2 separate regions of the Mus musculus genome follow, and region 1 is linked to region 2. The links are chromatin loops, found by intact Hi-C in ENCODE. Cell type or tissue: heart. All regions are shown on one strand.

Region 1 (8,000 bases), 160 kb after region 2:
TGCTCAGGGCTTAACGAGCTGCTGTTATTAACGAGTGGGTCATGGCGGGGGCGGGGTGGCGAGAGACTTGCCGACCATGGAGGCCTGGGTCTGTGAAATTTCAGAGGAAAGCCAAGGCTCTATCGGGGTCATTCGTGTGATATTTCGAATTAAGGCTCTGTGGTTGCTGGTGGGGCTAAAATAATAAGCTGTGATTAACAAGAGACCAGCCCGACTAAGGGGGAAACCTTTGCCTTACTGGGACAATTGATGTCACACTCTCACATGGTACTGATTTTGAGGGCACGAGGGGATGGATCTCAGGGATTGCCTAATTGGCAGTGTATTGTGGGGCAGGGTCTGTCTCTGTGGAGAGAGGCCACTCATGAAAGTGCAGCCTACACTGCATTAGGAACCCCAAGATTGAAGGGGGTCATGGAGAGAAACTGAGGCTTGGCAGGCACCATGCGGCAGGATCGGAGCACCTAAAGAGAGTCCAAGAGGTCACTGGTGAAGGTGGTAGCCTCAGTTGCTATGGAGACCTGGGGAGATGCAAAGATCATACAAAGACAGCAGCAGGAGGTATGGAGTGAAGCCCGCCTGAGGCTACAGGACAAGCCACATGAAAGAGCTGGAAAAGTGATGCTGCCCAGACCCGTGGGAGCTCAGAAGACTCTGATGAGTCCAAGACCTGGGGATTATAGGCTTTGATTTACACAGCGAGTGTTGGCTTTGCATTGATTTGATGGTGACTATGTCCTAGCTCTTCCCATTCAAATGAGAAGAAAGTACCTGATCTTAATTTAGAGATGACAGAGGGGAGACTCTAGACTTTTAAAGGGATGTTGGCTACTTTAAGGAGAATTTGAAACTTTAAAGCATTTGAATTTTTTATAGACTGTGAGACTTATAAAGTTACAATGTGGTTTATATTAAGATATTAACATGAGACATTGGGGGTAAATAAAAAAAGGAAAGACTATGGTTTAGTAGTGATGTTTTTGTGTGTCACGCTGACAAGGGGTCAATAATGCATGATTTTTGTCAACCAGACACAAGCCAGAGTCATTTGGGAAGAGAGACCCTCAATTCAGGAACTACCTTTGTAAGAATGGCCAGTAGGCAAGTCTGTGGAGTGTTTTCTGGATTAATGATGGACATGGGAGAGCCCAGTCTACTTTGTGCCAGATCACCCTTGGACAAGTTGGTCCTGGGTTATATAAGAAAGCAAATTGAGCAAGTCGTGGAGAGCAAGCCAGTAACCAGTGTTCCTCTGTGAATTCTGCTTCGGTTCCTGCCTTAGCTTCTATCAAATATAGACACGACAAAGCTGAAACAAACCTCTCCAAGACATCTGTGGTTAATGGTTTATCACAGAGACCAAACTAAAATAATGTAGCATGAAGCTGTTCTAAGTTAAAATACACTCAAGCAAGCAAAAAGTGCTTTGCCAAGTTTCATGTATACCCACTTGCAGAATTAAAATGTGAAGTTGGGGCTGGAGGCATGGCCCAGCCGTTAGGACCACATGATGCTCATGCAGAGAATCTGGAGTTAGTACCCAGCTCACTCATGGTGGCTCATAACCACCTGTCCCAGTTCCAGAGCATCTGACACTCTCTGAACTCCACAGGCACCAGGCATGCACATGGTACATATACATACATGCAGGCAAAACACTCAAACACATACAATAAAAATAAAAAAAAAATAAGTAAGGGATTTTTAAAATGTAATGGACCTTGTTTTCTAAAGGTGTTCTCAAAAGTTTCTCAATAAAGCAAATTACATTAATGTACATATCTTTCTTCTCGGAACAAGCGACAATCAACAATTGACTTCTGATCAAAAGTTCATTTTAAATACGTCACAAAGACACATAGTAACCTGTTATTGCAAATCAGATCTAAAAATGCCTATACTGCAAGTCTGTTGGGTGTTTGTTGTTGTTGTTTGGTTTTGTTTGTTTGTTTAACAAGAATTGAAGCAAAGGCAGAATCAGGCTCAGGAACTGGGCAGGGAAAGCATGTAGCATGCAGACATCCCAGGCCTTGAAATCAGGCAGCTGAAGCTCAAAATCCAGATGGCCCTTTGCAACCCAACTTCCACACAGAAAATGCCACGAGACACAGAAGCCACTCCTCGGCACTGCTGTGACAGTTCACAAGGGGCTGGGAAGCAGCTCAGTGCACACACAAGCAAATCAGAAGCTACTAGAAAGGAGGTATTTGAGAGGAGGAGGCCAACAACAGAACTTGAAGTACAGTTGATCCATCCTCCTCTTTAAACTACTAGGCAAGGTTAGAGTACCTGCCATCACCATCACTATCACCACCACCACCACCATACCATCACCAACATCACCACCACCACCACCACCACCACCACCACCACCATCACCACCACCACCACCATTACCACCACCACCACCACCACCACCACCACCACCACCATCACCACCATCACTACCACCACCACCATCACCACCATGACCATCACCAACATCACCATCACCACCATCACCACCACCACCAACACCATCACCACCATCATCATCACCATTGCATCATCATTACCATCATCACTACCAACCACACTTCTCTGACTTTAGCACCATTAAATGAGAATGCCTTCATTCACCTTTCTGTTGTTGAAACAAAACACCTGGACAAAAGCAACTTTCGCTTCAGTTAGGCTAAGCTAGATGACCCCACAGGCACACCCAGAGGCTGGCCTCCCAGGTGACTCTAGATCCCAAGCTGAGGGCTCAGACAAACCATCACAGAGCACAGGGCACTATAAGTTGCTTGTTCCTGGCTCTTTACAGCAAAACACACAAGAAACAAAATTACAACTCTGTCACGGTACAATTTCAAGAAGAACACATAAAGTTAAAAGCTTTTATTTCTTAACATTTTAAAAATTCCTTTGACTCGGAGAGGTTTAATTCGCATCCTCTGAGGAGGTCTCCCCGAAGAGTCCCACAGACACTTTGATTTTTCTTAGGCAGTACTTCCTGGGCACCTACGCAGGTGCAGGCGTCTAAACTCAGTTCTCACATAAACACTCACTGCACACATAAAGGACACAGCCACAGAGCTCATCCACTGTGTTCACAGAGACAAAGCCAGGAGCTTCCTGAACCCGATTCCTGCCCTTCTTGGTCTTCTTTGTCCTACCAACTGCTGTGGCACTAAAGGGGGAATTTAAACTGCAAATTAAAGCTTAAAGCCTTCCTGAGAGGTTTAGGCAGGGTTGGGGGGGGGGGTGCTCGGGAGGAGTCACACTGTGCACAGAGTTGTCACTGTTTATAAAGTTGGGGACTTTACCTTAAAAAACAGATGTTGGAACGGGAAGCCACTGGGAGTGGCAACGTGCCCTTCTCCACGTAGCTCTTCCTCCCTGTGACTGAGCAAAGGGTTCAAGGAATGAAACCTACCTGCTAATCAAGCACTGAATATCCGGAAGTGAGAGAAACGAGCAGACACAAGACAGAGCCAGGGGCCCTAGTGTCCTTCTCCACGTAGCTCTTCCTCCCTGTGACTGAGCAAAGGGCCCAAGGAATGAAACCTACCTGCTAATCATGCTCTGAATACGTGGAAGTGAGAGAAGCCAGCAAACACAAGACAGAGCCAGGGGCCTCGGGCTAAGAACTTTCAAGACACCTTCTCATGTGGACAAGATCCCATTTCAACAACTGAGGCCACAGAGCGGGAGAGCCTGAGAGACCACCAGAATTACAGGAACTTCTGGCAGGTATATGCTGGGCCCAGAGGCACATCTGAGAACTCAGCTAAAATGTTCTAGAACACAGGAGATGTGGCAGCTCCAGAAAATGTGGCTTCCTGTATGGAACAGAATTTAGCACGTGATTCCTTACACAGACCTACATTCTGGTCTCCTTGTCACACAAGCATGACACCTTCGGAACCTGAGGTGGGGTAAGGCCATGCTAAATGACCAAAAGCTGAGGAGAGAGCCAACACAGGGCAAAGAATCTTGAGTTCTCCAGCAGCTTAGCCAGTTAGAGCTGTCTTAATCAGGTTCTTTTTCTGCCAATGGCCTCAGTACCTTCATTTGCATAGTGTCGAGCATCAGGGTGGCCTGGAGGGGGGTATTGGTTCCTTTCCTGGAAATTACTCTTATCCATAAACGTCCTTATCCAGAACAACCCATTTTCCATCTGGATTTCCTGAGGAAGTGGCTGTGAACGCCCATCGCACACCCACGTGTACACATACAAACGACAATCTCAGACCGTCATCTCCTGCCTCTCTCTTCAGCACAATGCAACACTGTTGGCCAAAGCATATGATCGCCATCCCCAGATCTGGCAAGACATCATAGTACAAGGTCCCTGGAGAACGCCATCCGGAGCCAAACCTTCCACAACCCATCCTTTTCTCACCACATACACTGACAAGTACAGAAAGTTTCAACATTCTTTGTAATTGCATGGTATGGTTGAGTGTGATAGAGCTGGCTAAGGTACTCTGGGTCCCCGAACACGCTGTGAGCCCGCTGTCAACAGGCTGTGAGCATGCTGTGACAAACTATCCTATGGCTTTCTCCTCAGATGCAGACAGTGAGCTTTTCCCCCAAGGTCCCCTGGTGTACAACTCAGGGCCACTCTTGATTGGTTTTGTGTTAAGTTTTCTCACAGATCAAAACAATTCCATTCTGTAGGGAAGGAAGCTCTTTGAACAGGAAGGTAAAGAGCTCAAAAGAGCTATAGGAAGTCCCTGAAACTGACCAGACTCACTAGGTCCTCCCTTGACACAGAATAAGGAGAGAAAAAAAAAAAGCTGAGAGTCCTATCAGAAGCCAAGCTACAAAAAGACACTCAGACCAGCTGCTGTAAAGACACAAAAAACCAGACACATTGCCTGGAAGAATTTTAGACAAGAGGCACCTAAAAAAGATGCCCTCTAACCTGTTGAGGGGCCTGCAGGCTGTGCAGTGTGCTCCACGTTCCTAGGTCTGTGAGCTGCCACCCATGCTTTGCTAATGCATATCCTGGAAGCACCCCTCACCCACACACTTGTAGATAATGCCAATAGAACTCACTGGGTCACCCAATTGGACTTTGGTTGTAACTCTGCTTTGGTCTGTCACGGGCATGTGTTCCATCTTTCCAGGAAAAGTTCTGTCACATAACCTAATTGTCCCCTGCACAGGGGCATGACGGAATCAAAGAGGAGTTGGGGGAGGCTATGGGTAGCAAGGCCTGCAACTCAGCTGAGAAGCCTGGGGGTGAGGAGGCATCCGAGGAGGAAATTCTGGTAAGAGTTATCCTTTCCAATTTGGTATGTGTTGGTGTGCCTTTGTGCTATAATAGCAGTTGCATGGTTCTTGCTGTGGGTACTGAGACGGGCAACTTAAGCTGAATCACCAGGATAAGGAGTGTCTGTAGGAGGAATCCCAGGATGGCAGTTTTCATCCATAAGGTACCTGGTGGCAGGCCTGCCTGATGACTGGGATCTACCACATGAATGCAGAGATGCCTCGAAAACAGTTCCAGGTTTACAGGAAGTTTTGTCATCTTGACATGAATGCACAAGGGCCGAGGCAATTGGCACTCAGTGGTGGGGGTTGCCCGGCCTCTGTTGTGTATAGTTAGGAATGCATCTGAGGCCAAGATGGTGGCCAAGTGGGAGCTTGTTTCTGTAAAGAAGCAACTGCAACAAGAGAGGGTGATGCGGTAGTGTCCTCTGTGTTAGTCTCTTGACTTGGCAACTAAAATAAATAAACAGGGATAAGCGAGAGATGGTAAACATGGTAGGAAATAGTCCAACTGTTAAAAATAAAAAGAGGAAAAAAGTGTGGTATCAAACATATACACGGGGGCCTTAAAAATGGTCCCATACAAGAATCTACAACAGCAAGGAACTGGGAAATACTGCGCAAACCATCAGTAACAGAGCCTGTCCCAGGCTGTCTCGTGCAGCTGTGGCACACCAGAGTGGATAGGATCAGACTGGTGGCCATGGAAGCAGGAAAGCTGGGTAATATAACGTGAGGGAAGTCAGTACTTGATGGAGACTGGCTAGTTAAAGCCATTAGAAACACCTCCTATCTTCTTCTGAGATCCCCACCAATTGCAGGAGTTAGAGGACCACACAGGAGAGGCAGACGCTCTTGAGGGAACTAGAATAAGAGGAGCTGTGTTTGAACCCCAGCTCACGGGGTCTGACAGAAGTGTGTGCACAGGGGAGTTAAAGACAAGGTTGATGGAGGTGGTGTGGGGCTTCTGGTTGGTGGGACTTTATACGTCAGGAAAGGTTTTCTCAGCTCCCAGTGACTCAGACCACCATGTAAATGATATCTACAAAGTAAAAGAAAAAGCAAGAGGAGTTGTTAAAAAGGAAAGGTAAGGCAAGGGGAGTGGTCTGCCTGGATTATTCCAGGACAAACGTGGCAGGATTTGCGCTCAGATACAGGGTTTTTAAAATGACCAAAACAAAACAAACAAACAAACAAACAAACAAACAAAAAAAAACGCATGCTAAGAGGCCTCTGGGTGGCTTGAAAGCCTGGAGAACCGTTCATGTGCAATAGAACAATACAGGCGAAGATGATTACACCTGTCCCAGGGGTGGGAAACTATACCCCAGACTAAGGAGGGTGCAGTTTCCTCCAGCAAAAGGCTCTGCTCGGGGTGGAGGCAGTAGGTAGGAACTCCCCCAACAGCCATATATAGTGGATGGAGGGGTAACAGCTACGGCCACCCAGAGCCTTTCTGATTCAGGAAGCCAGCAGGTGCAGCAGAGGGAGAGAGCAGGGCTTATTCTCCTTGGCTCTGAGGAAGTCTGAACAGATTAAATGGGGCCCACTGCGTTCATAAAGGGTGGAGAAATGTAAGGAGACTCCATGGAAGAGCAGCTCCAGGATATGTAAACGTAATGGCTCAGAGAGAATGACTGAAGGCTACAGGGAGCTAATTAAATTAGTACCTTCCTAGCCATGCTTCCACAGAGGAAGTAACTGACACGAACGGATGGAACCTCCCCGTGCTGTGTTAGACCTTGCTTACGTTTGACTTTAGCATCGTCGTTGTGCACCGCCTTTGCGGAGAACAGATGATCACAGGCTTTCAGAGTTGCCTCTCCGAGGTTATCTCTTCCCACTGTGTATTACAGGAGGGTGGTTTAGGATGCCATCATATCCTGCCCATGCTCGGGAAAAGGTTGTTATAGAAGTAACATGATGCTAACCTCCAAGTGGTGTGCAGATTTGGAAGGCCATTGGAGAGGCAAGCGTGCACAGTCTCCACTGCTTACCTTGTATCCCTACTGGGGCTGGAGTAGCTGAAAGGAAAAGAAATCTAAAAGGCATCTTACACAGGTGAAAAGGGACACCAGCAGAGGCCATAAGGATACTGAATGAAAACTCCACTGCCAGGGGTGGACTCCCTCCTATGAGTTGTTGGCCAGGGAAGCCCCTGAGACTCTGGAAACCATAAAAGTTGTTGTTGCTGCTGTTGGTTGTACACCAGTACAAGTAGACAGTAGAGCCTATTGCTGAAGACACCGCATATGAATGCTTTGACTACAGGACAGGGAGATGTTAAGGTGGGACTGGGATGGAAAGTCCCACCCTGTTGTCTGACTTTCATAATGGCTGGAGATTCTCTGGAGAACAAGAGACTCCTCACGGCACCCTGATCCTGTGGCACAATGACCAAGTTCTTGGATGCAGGTGGATAATGACACCCAGGGTCCCACCAAGGCTGGGGGATAATTGTAGAAGAAAGGATAAAAAGAATGTAAGAAAGGGTGTTCTATAACAGCTTCCTATGAGATCGCAACATCCCATCCTTCAGGAAGCAAACAGTTCAAAATAGCTTCAGGAAGTTCCTGAAACTTACAAGATCCACTAGCACCAACCCCACCACCCAACTGACCCCACCCCCACCCCCCAACCCCTCTGCCCTTCCACCCTCCACCCCTGTCAGAGTGAGCAATAAAAGTTGAGTGTACCTGTCAGAGAAGTAAAGCCAAGCTACAAAGACTGTGAGACCA
Region 2 (8,000 bases):
GGAAGACGCTGAGCTGTGACTTATCAATTGGCCCACAGAGCCTTAGCTGAGGGCTGGGCTGTAGAGTTGAGAAGAGACCCAGAAGCACAGCACATTGAGATGCAAGGCTGTGGGGTCAGCAATGGGGCTCTTCTGCCAACCGGAAAGGTAGCCCAGACCTCTGTGTGACAAGTTTGGCAGTGTCTGGGGACCTTTCCCAGAGAAGTATGGGATGGGAGCACAGCAAAGGCTGGCCACCCTGCCTTTGTCCCATCAGCACCATGCTGTGTGCCTGCTGTTGGCAGAGTCACCTGCCTGGAGATCCCAGCTAAGCCTTGACACCCTGCCCTCGCTTGCTGTCACCAACATGAGCTGCTGAGGTGGGCTAGGCCATGCCCTTTGTTTGTCTGCACTGTATCTCCTTTCAGTGCTAGGTGCTGAAAGGTATTTTGTGGTCTGTGGGGTAAGAATGCCCCTTTGCCCTTGCTGCCAGGCTGGGCCATATCTCTCTGGTATTCAAACTGAGGAAACTTCAGCTAGGGTAGCTGGCAACTTAGATTGCAACAGAAGCAGAGACTAGAGGAAACTTGGTGCTGAGCTCATACATTATCTCCTAGGCCCTTGACATTGATCAAGTCACTTGGCTGATTTTTGCTTCATATAAATTTTGCACTTGTATCTAAGCATGAGCAGGCGAGGATATCACTCTTGGGGGTTTGTAATGAGTAACACCGAATGAGTTGTCGTTCCTCATTTGCCTTGTCCTGCTCAGAAAGAATGTCAGGAGGCTGAGTGGGGCTCGCTGCTCCTTCCTGTGGGCAGGGACCTTACAGCATGAAAATTCACACATACTTGTACACACATGCACACACACATACACACAATGTGCACACACAAACTAGCAATGTGGGTGCACACACTCATACACACACGTTCATACACACTATTACTTGGGGGGAGAGAGAGAGAGAGAGAGTTAAGGGGCTTGGTAAAAATCCTTTAGGCGGCTGGAGAGATGGCTCAGCAGTTAAGAGCACTGACCGCTCTTGCAGAGGACTGGGGTTTCATTCCCAGCATCTGCTCGCTCATTCACAACCATGACTCCAGTGCCCTTTGCTGACCTGCGAGGGCACCAAGCAAACACACACATGAGACACAGGCAAACACGAAGGCAAAACATTCAAACATAACACAAAATCAAACAAACTGTATTAAGCTTACTTAAAAAGGAAGGGTGGAGGGGGAGAGGAAGTGGAGGAAGGAAATTTCAGGGAACATTCCAAATGCATGTCACCGCAGGAGGTAGCAAAGCAAGGCCCACATGTCCACCACACAGCTCCAGTCACAGTCATGTTCTTTCTGGTTTTGCCATGTCGCTTGTAAATTCTTCAGTGTTGTACAGAATATACCTGTAACAGATGAATTACTTCCTACAAGCTGTGTTGTCACACACCAAACAAGTAAGTCACAGTGAGTCTCAATGTCTTCTAACACCCGAACATCCTGTGTTTTCCTGTAGCCCATATCACACTGGATTGATATCGTGTGTGCCTGTGTGTGTGTGTGTGTGTGTGTGTGTGTGTGTGTGTAGGGAGAGGTCCACATCAGGTGCCTTCCTCAATGGTTCTCTACCTTATTGTTTTGAGGCAAGATCTCTCAGATGCCTGGGGCTCACCAACTCAGTGAGTGAGGCCCAGGGGTCCCTCTGCTCTGTTCCCCTCAGCACCAAGATTATCAATGTATAGAGATTTTCCAGATTTGACATGGGCACTGGGGATCTGAACTCAGATCCTCACACTGGCACAACAAGAAGTTAGTGCTTGGCTGGGGAACTCAGTGGTTAGGAGCACACACTGTTCCTATAGAGGACCCACGTTTGGTTCACACTGGGTTGGCTCACACGTGCCTGTGACTCCAGCTCTAGGGAGAGCCAGTGCCTCTGGACTCTACATGCACACAACCCTCACACAGATGTGAACAATGCACAATTAAAGACACCAACTTACATGAAGTAGTCGTCTTTTAAGTTTCTTTTAATAGGCGGTATCCTGCCCCACCTATTAACACAGTTATGTCCTTCCAAATTCCTTTGTTGAAGAGATTGTCTCTTTCCTTGTACAGGTCTGACATTTAACACCCAATTTACTGTCCCCACAAGGTGCTATTAACAAGGTCCTTTATCTTTTGTCTCAGTAAACAGGTCATTAAGCTATATCTGGAACTTAGGGTCAGAGTTCATCGTTTTTTGTTTTTTTTTTTTTTGCAAGACTACATCATTATAAAGTGCGCATGCTTCCTTTGTGGCACATAAGCCATGGCCCGTCTCACTGTTAATGTCAGGAAGGACCAGGGGTCTAACCCTTGTCCATCTGATCCATGTAGTATAAAGCTCTCCTAGCCTTTTACCTGATTGTCTTAGCAGCCATTAATCACTAAGGATTAATTACCCGTTTATTGTACTTCCTGAATGCATTACCTCTGATTATTCTATAAAGAATTTGCCCTCATCAACAAAATGAAATCTGCAAAGGAAAGGTGCAGGAACAGTGTTTTCTTTCCTTTATAAATTAACAAATTTATCAGTTAATATATTTTGAGTTCATACCGTAGAAACCACAAAAGATAAGCAGCGCATGCATGCGTATGTATTTGTGGTGTGTGTGTGTGCGCGTGTGCATGTGTGCATATGTATGTATGATGTGTGTGCACAGTGTGACAGAGGAAGTGGGTGTATATGTGTGTGAGAGTGTGCGTATATGTGTGTTTCATGCTGTCTCTACTAGCCCCTTCTCTGTCAGTGGCTCAGACTGAGTCAGGAGTTGTTCAGGTCTGTGACTCAGAAGGGACACAAACGGTGTTCTGACAGACAGGTAGGAGACAAAGGAACGGTCACATAAGGAACGCGTTTGAGGATGCACTGGTCAGCCCCGCTTCTGCTATGATGGGAGAGGTTAAGCTCTAACCAGCGAGCATTGACTTGGTAATGGGAAGGTCTTGGTGACCTTGATACATGGATATTGGGAGTGGATACATGGGAGTAGGCTTAGGAACATTTGAGAGATTACAATCAATGTGGAGGACAGTTCCAAGGAATTTTACTCCAAAGTGAAGTCCCTTATTTTAAGGGTATTGGAGAATATATCTCCCTCTAGGTCTAATTGTGTTTGTTTTATAAAATTCCACTGACAGATGAGGTTGCCCATAAGTAGGAGGGGGTGATTTTTCTTGCAGACTTTAGAAATCTTCACCTTGCAGGTTTGATGCTTATCTATAACATTAGTTATAGGGAATATCCTTCCTGACCATTTTCATTTGAGGGTTTCTATAAGCCTTGAATATATGAACATCTCTGTCCTCAAGAACATTTCTCTGACATTGAATCATTGAATGGGTTTTACACACACTTAGCTTTTAGACTATACTGTTCATATATGTCAGTAACGTATAAGTTTTTTTGTCTGAATATTTTAAATATAATATTTCTTTTCTTGTTGTCTTAAAGACTTAAATGTTTTATTTTTTAAGTGTGTGTGTGTGTGTGTGTGTGTGTGTGTGCACATAAGCTTATGTGCCCATGAAGGCCGGAAGAGGGCACAGGATGGATGCCCTGGGGCTGGAGTTATAGGAGGCTATGAAGTGCTCCACCCAGGTGCTGGGCACTGAACTGGGTCTTCTGCAAGAGCAGTACGATACATGCTCTTAACCACTGCACCGCCTTTCCAGCCCTCTTCTTGTTTTTGAAAAAGACTCAAGAAATCTTAACAGAAGTTTTAATGCTTACCCTGAGAGGTGAAAGAAGGCAGCAGAAAACTCTAGAACCATTCTGAACTCGATACCTGGTGGGCAACACATTTACATACAGGACAGGCTTTGCTGTATTAGTGGTGGAGTGAGCAACTGTGCTTTCTTCATAGCCAATGTGGGATTGGAACCTGTCTCTGGAGGCGCTCTCTTACTCCCTTCCTAATATACAGTCCATCGCTGACAGCTAGCCACAGGGCTCACCTCCAGTACCTGGCTGAGGATACGCCACTACCATTAGTAAGACTGGGGGCAGAACTCATGGGCTATGCTCTGCAGACCCAACGTAGGCAGTTCTCCTTTGTGTGACTGCTATCTTGTTCCTCATTGACAGCTCTCCTGAGACTCCAGTTTTAGAGACTGTTGACTCGTGTACATTGTTAGAGCCCTGGAAAGGGATCCACACAGAGGTTCTAGACAACTGCTAGGTAACAGCATTGGTGCTGTTTGTTACTATGAGGAAATACTATCTGGTTGCTAATGTTAATGTCTCCCTCGTTTCCCCGATCATAAAACAAAATTACTTTTTGCTGCCAAATAGTTCTTGTATCTGTGCCCCCATCTCTCCCATTGAAGCCAGCAGTACTCATCAGAAGGACTAAAACATCAGTCCTTTAGCTTGCCTTGGCCTTACATTGCAGCCACAGGGTTCATTTTTTTAAAAAAAAAATGTAAATCTATTGTCATTTTCCTACTTAAAACTGGCCAGTGTGTTTCTGTCCCCAGTCAAGATTGCTAGGAGGATAAACAGGACCAGAATCCTTACCAAGGTTCACAAAGCCCTTCTTATGGTCTCCTCGGCACCCACCACCAGAGTGCATGTTGATTGCTCACGGACATGTCAACACTAGGGTCTCATGAAGCCCTCCACCTCTGCTGGAGAGAGATGCAGTTTGCCTGGACAGTGCTGGGGCAGCAAGCACCTGCCAGGTTCCCGGAGTCAGCTCTTGAACACTGGGCCTGACTCTCTCAGTCTGGCGCAGAAACGGCAGCTATCTGCAGGAAGCTATGGTGAATGTTGCTTTACTTCCGTCTCTGGAAATAGGCCCCTCAAAACCCCAGCCAAAGGTCTAATGAGTCTTGTCCTGAGCTGTGACATCCTGCTTCAGACTCTACAAGCCAGGTACAGGAAGCCAAACTTCTCATGGGAGACAGTAATCAGCAGGTCACCAAGGGACAGAAAGCTGATCACAGGGTCCCGCCCTGCTCTCCTCACGCAGGGCTGCCATGACCTTCTTATGGGGCTCTGGAAACAGATCCTGCTATCATAATTGAGTCAGTAATAAGCCTGTTTGTCCACAGGCTTGGCATCCTTGCCTCTTCTTTCTCTTGTAGTCTGTTTTAACCCCTCACATCTTTACCTCTGATGCTGTGAGCCCCATGTGACAGAACCTGGATCAGGCTGCTGTCTCTCACATGCTGGACAGGGAGTACCCAGCACGCTGTAAGAGGGATGGGTCTGAGGTCAACATGGTCTTGCTGAGCATTTCCCAGTGTGGATCATCTGTGAATTTCTGTTTTCTTTTGATTAGAGGACAGACAGAACACAACATACTAGAGTTGGGTTGGAATGCAGGCACAAGAGGGTTGGAGATGCAAAGATTCCAATAAGGACCCAGCCCGTCTTTAACCCCATGTCACTTACTACCACTACCACAGCAATTTGAATTTCATAAATGCTGCTGTCACATTTCTGTTGGCTAAACTTGGTTGTACTAGGCTTCAGTAAGGACAAGCATCGCATCGCCATCACACTGTTTTATTGAAGCCAACGGTATTAATAACCCTGTCTGTCTTGAACGACTACACCAAGGAGGCTGGAGATGAAGAACCCAGGTCTCAGGCGTATTCAAAGGCCTGAAATGGTTTACATCCCATATGCTTGTGGTTCCAAACGATATGAGAGGTAGGAAATACTGAAGCCTACAGATGCCAGGTCAGATTAGTAGACCAGCAGGCTCCATCACTGCCTGCCAGAATCAATATGGCCCCCATTAGTCCTTTAGAAGCGTTCTCTGATGAGAATAACCTACATGAATTCCAGAATTAAAACACCAACACCAACAAACATCCTCAAATCAAGGAACTTAAGGAAGAGGAAAAGTAGCAGCTCAAGGAACTCGAAGATAATATTCAATAAATACAACAATAAGGCCGAATGGAATGACATAGACAGTCTAGGATTTGGGAAGCAAATTCAATGAAAAAAAATATTGAAGAAAACTCAAGCGGAAATGAATCGATCACCCACCTAGAAAAACACAAGGGAAAGAAGGCCTCACAGGAGAACAGAGTGACTGAAGGGTAGAATATTAACCTCGAGGATAAAGGAGAAGAATTAGACCGTACAAGTAAAGAATATGAACGTACTTTTTAAATGCAGGACAGGAACATCCATGAAACGTGGGACGCCATGAAAAGACCAAACCTGCGCAGTACAGGGATAGATGAGAGAGAAGAAACCTGCATCAACGGCACAGACAGGAGAGCAAACTTCCCCAAACTAAGAAAAGACACCAGAGGGATTCAAGGAGCACACAGAATGTCAAGTAGAAAAAAAAAAAAAATAGCTCCCCACAGCATATCAGCATTTAAACATTAAACATATAGAAAGAACAGAGAGTATTGACTGATGCAAAAGAAAAAAAGTTAAGTTACAGAAACAAACAAACAAGCCGGGTGTGGTGGTGCACGCCTTTTAATCCCAGGACTCTGGAGGCAGAGGCAGGCGGATTTCTGAGTTCAAGGCCAGCCTGGTCTACAAAGTGAGTTCCAGGACAGCCAAGGCTATACAGAGAAACCCTGTCTCAAAAAACCCCAAAACAAAACAAAACAAAACAAAACAAAAAACAAAGGTCAGAATAACAGTTGCTTTCTCAATGCAAACATTTAATTACTTATTTGTTTGAGACAGGGTCTAGCCTGGAATTAACTCTGCAGACAGACAGGCTTTGAACTCTCCAAGTTCTTACCTGCCTCTGCCTCCTGGGAACTGGGGCTGAAGACACACCGCACCACATTCAGCTCAATGGAAACTCTGAAAACAAGCAGAGCCTTGAGACCAGAAATGCCAACTGCAGACCCTGCAAAACTGTCTGCCATACTTATAAAAAGAAAAAAACTTACCATCATACAAACAGGCTAAAAGAATTCATGTCCTCCAGACCAACCATAAAGAGACCACTGAAAGCAGTACTTAGGAATAAAAAGAGGGATGAGCGTAGCCAAGGGATTCCAGAAGGAAAATAAATGAAGCTGTAATTACTGAAAGCCAAGGGGAAACTAAGAACACAAGCTGCAAACCAAACAGCAAAAGGACTGCAATACACACACACACACACACACACACACACACACACACACACACCTTTAAAGAATCACTTTACATATTAATTGCCTTACATGTCCAATTAAAGGGCACAGGCTGTCTGAATGGAAATGAGAAACAAAATGTATCTTTCTGTTGTCTCCAGGAAACTGCTTTACAGACAGGCCTCCCTTAAAGAGAAGGGATGGAAAACCACGCCCCTAATCAAATGGGACTAGAAAGCAAGCACTCATTGCCTGGCTAACCTCTGACAAAACAGACTTCAAACTGAGACTCATCGGAAGAGATCAAGGACACTGCGTTCTAATCAAGGGAACAATTAACGGAGAAGCACGGAGCTCAAACTCTGGCGTACCCAGCTCCATAAGACTTGGACTGCTGAAATGAAAGACACAGATTCGCATCGTGCTGTTAGAGTAAGGGGTGCCAATGCCCTGCTTTCTCTAACACGTCATCTGAACAAAAATATCAACAGAAAAACGGTAGAATTCATTGACCTCATGTCAAAGGGACCTAACAGATATCTATAGAATATTCCACCCAGACACCAAAATTCACATTTTAATCAGCAGCCCGTGGAAGCCTCTCCTGAATAGACCTCACCCTGGGGCACAAAACAAATCTCAAAAATTTCAGGGGGAAAAAAAAAGTAAAATAACTATTCTATCTGACCACAAAGTAATAAAACTTCAACAGCAAACAAGTATGTGCAGACTCCTGGAGATTAAGTAGTTCATTGCTGAATGACGAACAGGGCGAAGACGAAATCACAGAAGAAAGAAAAAAAATATCCTGGAACTAAACGAAAATAAAAACACAAGAAAATCTCAGGGATGTACTGAAAGCAGTCACACAAGGGAAATTCATAGCTCGAAGTGCCTTCTGAAGGAGC

Evidence for each region. Hi-C counts contacts between places; a loop is a spot of excess contacts. Peaks named below come from ENCODE experiments on the same cell type or tissue, not always from the same donor. Only the 100,000 strongest peaks of a DNase experiment are listed, where the experiment ranks them.
Region 1: it touches region 2 in a loop (3-fold over the local background); 3 of 42 quality-filtered maps call a loop at or near these places.

Annotation. Positions count from the first base shown.
Region 1 is chr17:50,139,341-50,147,340 of GRCm38, forward strand. The region is part of intron 2 of Rftn1 (raftlin lipid raft linker 1); the gene reads right to left. Among named protein-coding and RNA genes, the nearest start is that of Rftn1, 47 kb to the right of the region's middle. In heart, no CTCF peak of the experiment used is centred here; DNase peaks (open chromatin) are centred at 3,441 and 4,221.
Region 2 is chr17:49,982,439-49,990,438 of GRCm38, forward strand. No RefSeq gene overlaps it. Among named protein-coding and RNA genes, the nearest start is that of Gm52302, 48 kb to the right of the region's middle. In heart, no CTCF peak of the experiment used is centred here; DNase peaks (open chromatin) are centred at 313 and 4,873; H3K27ac peaks cover 2,224 bases.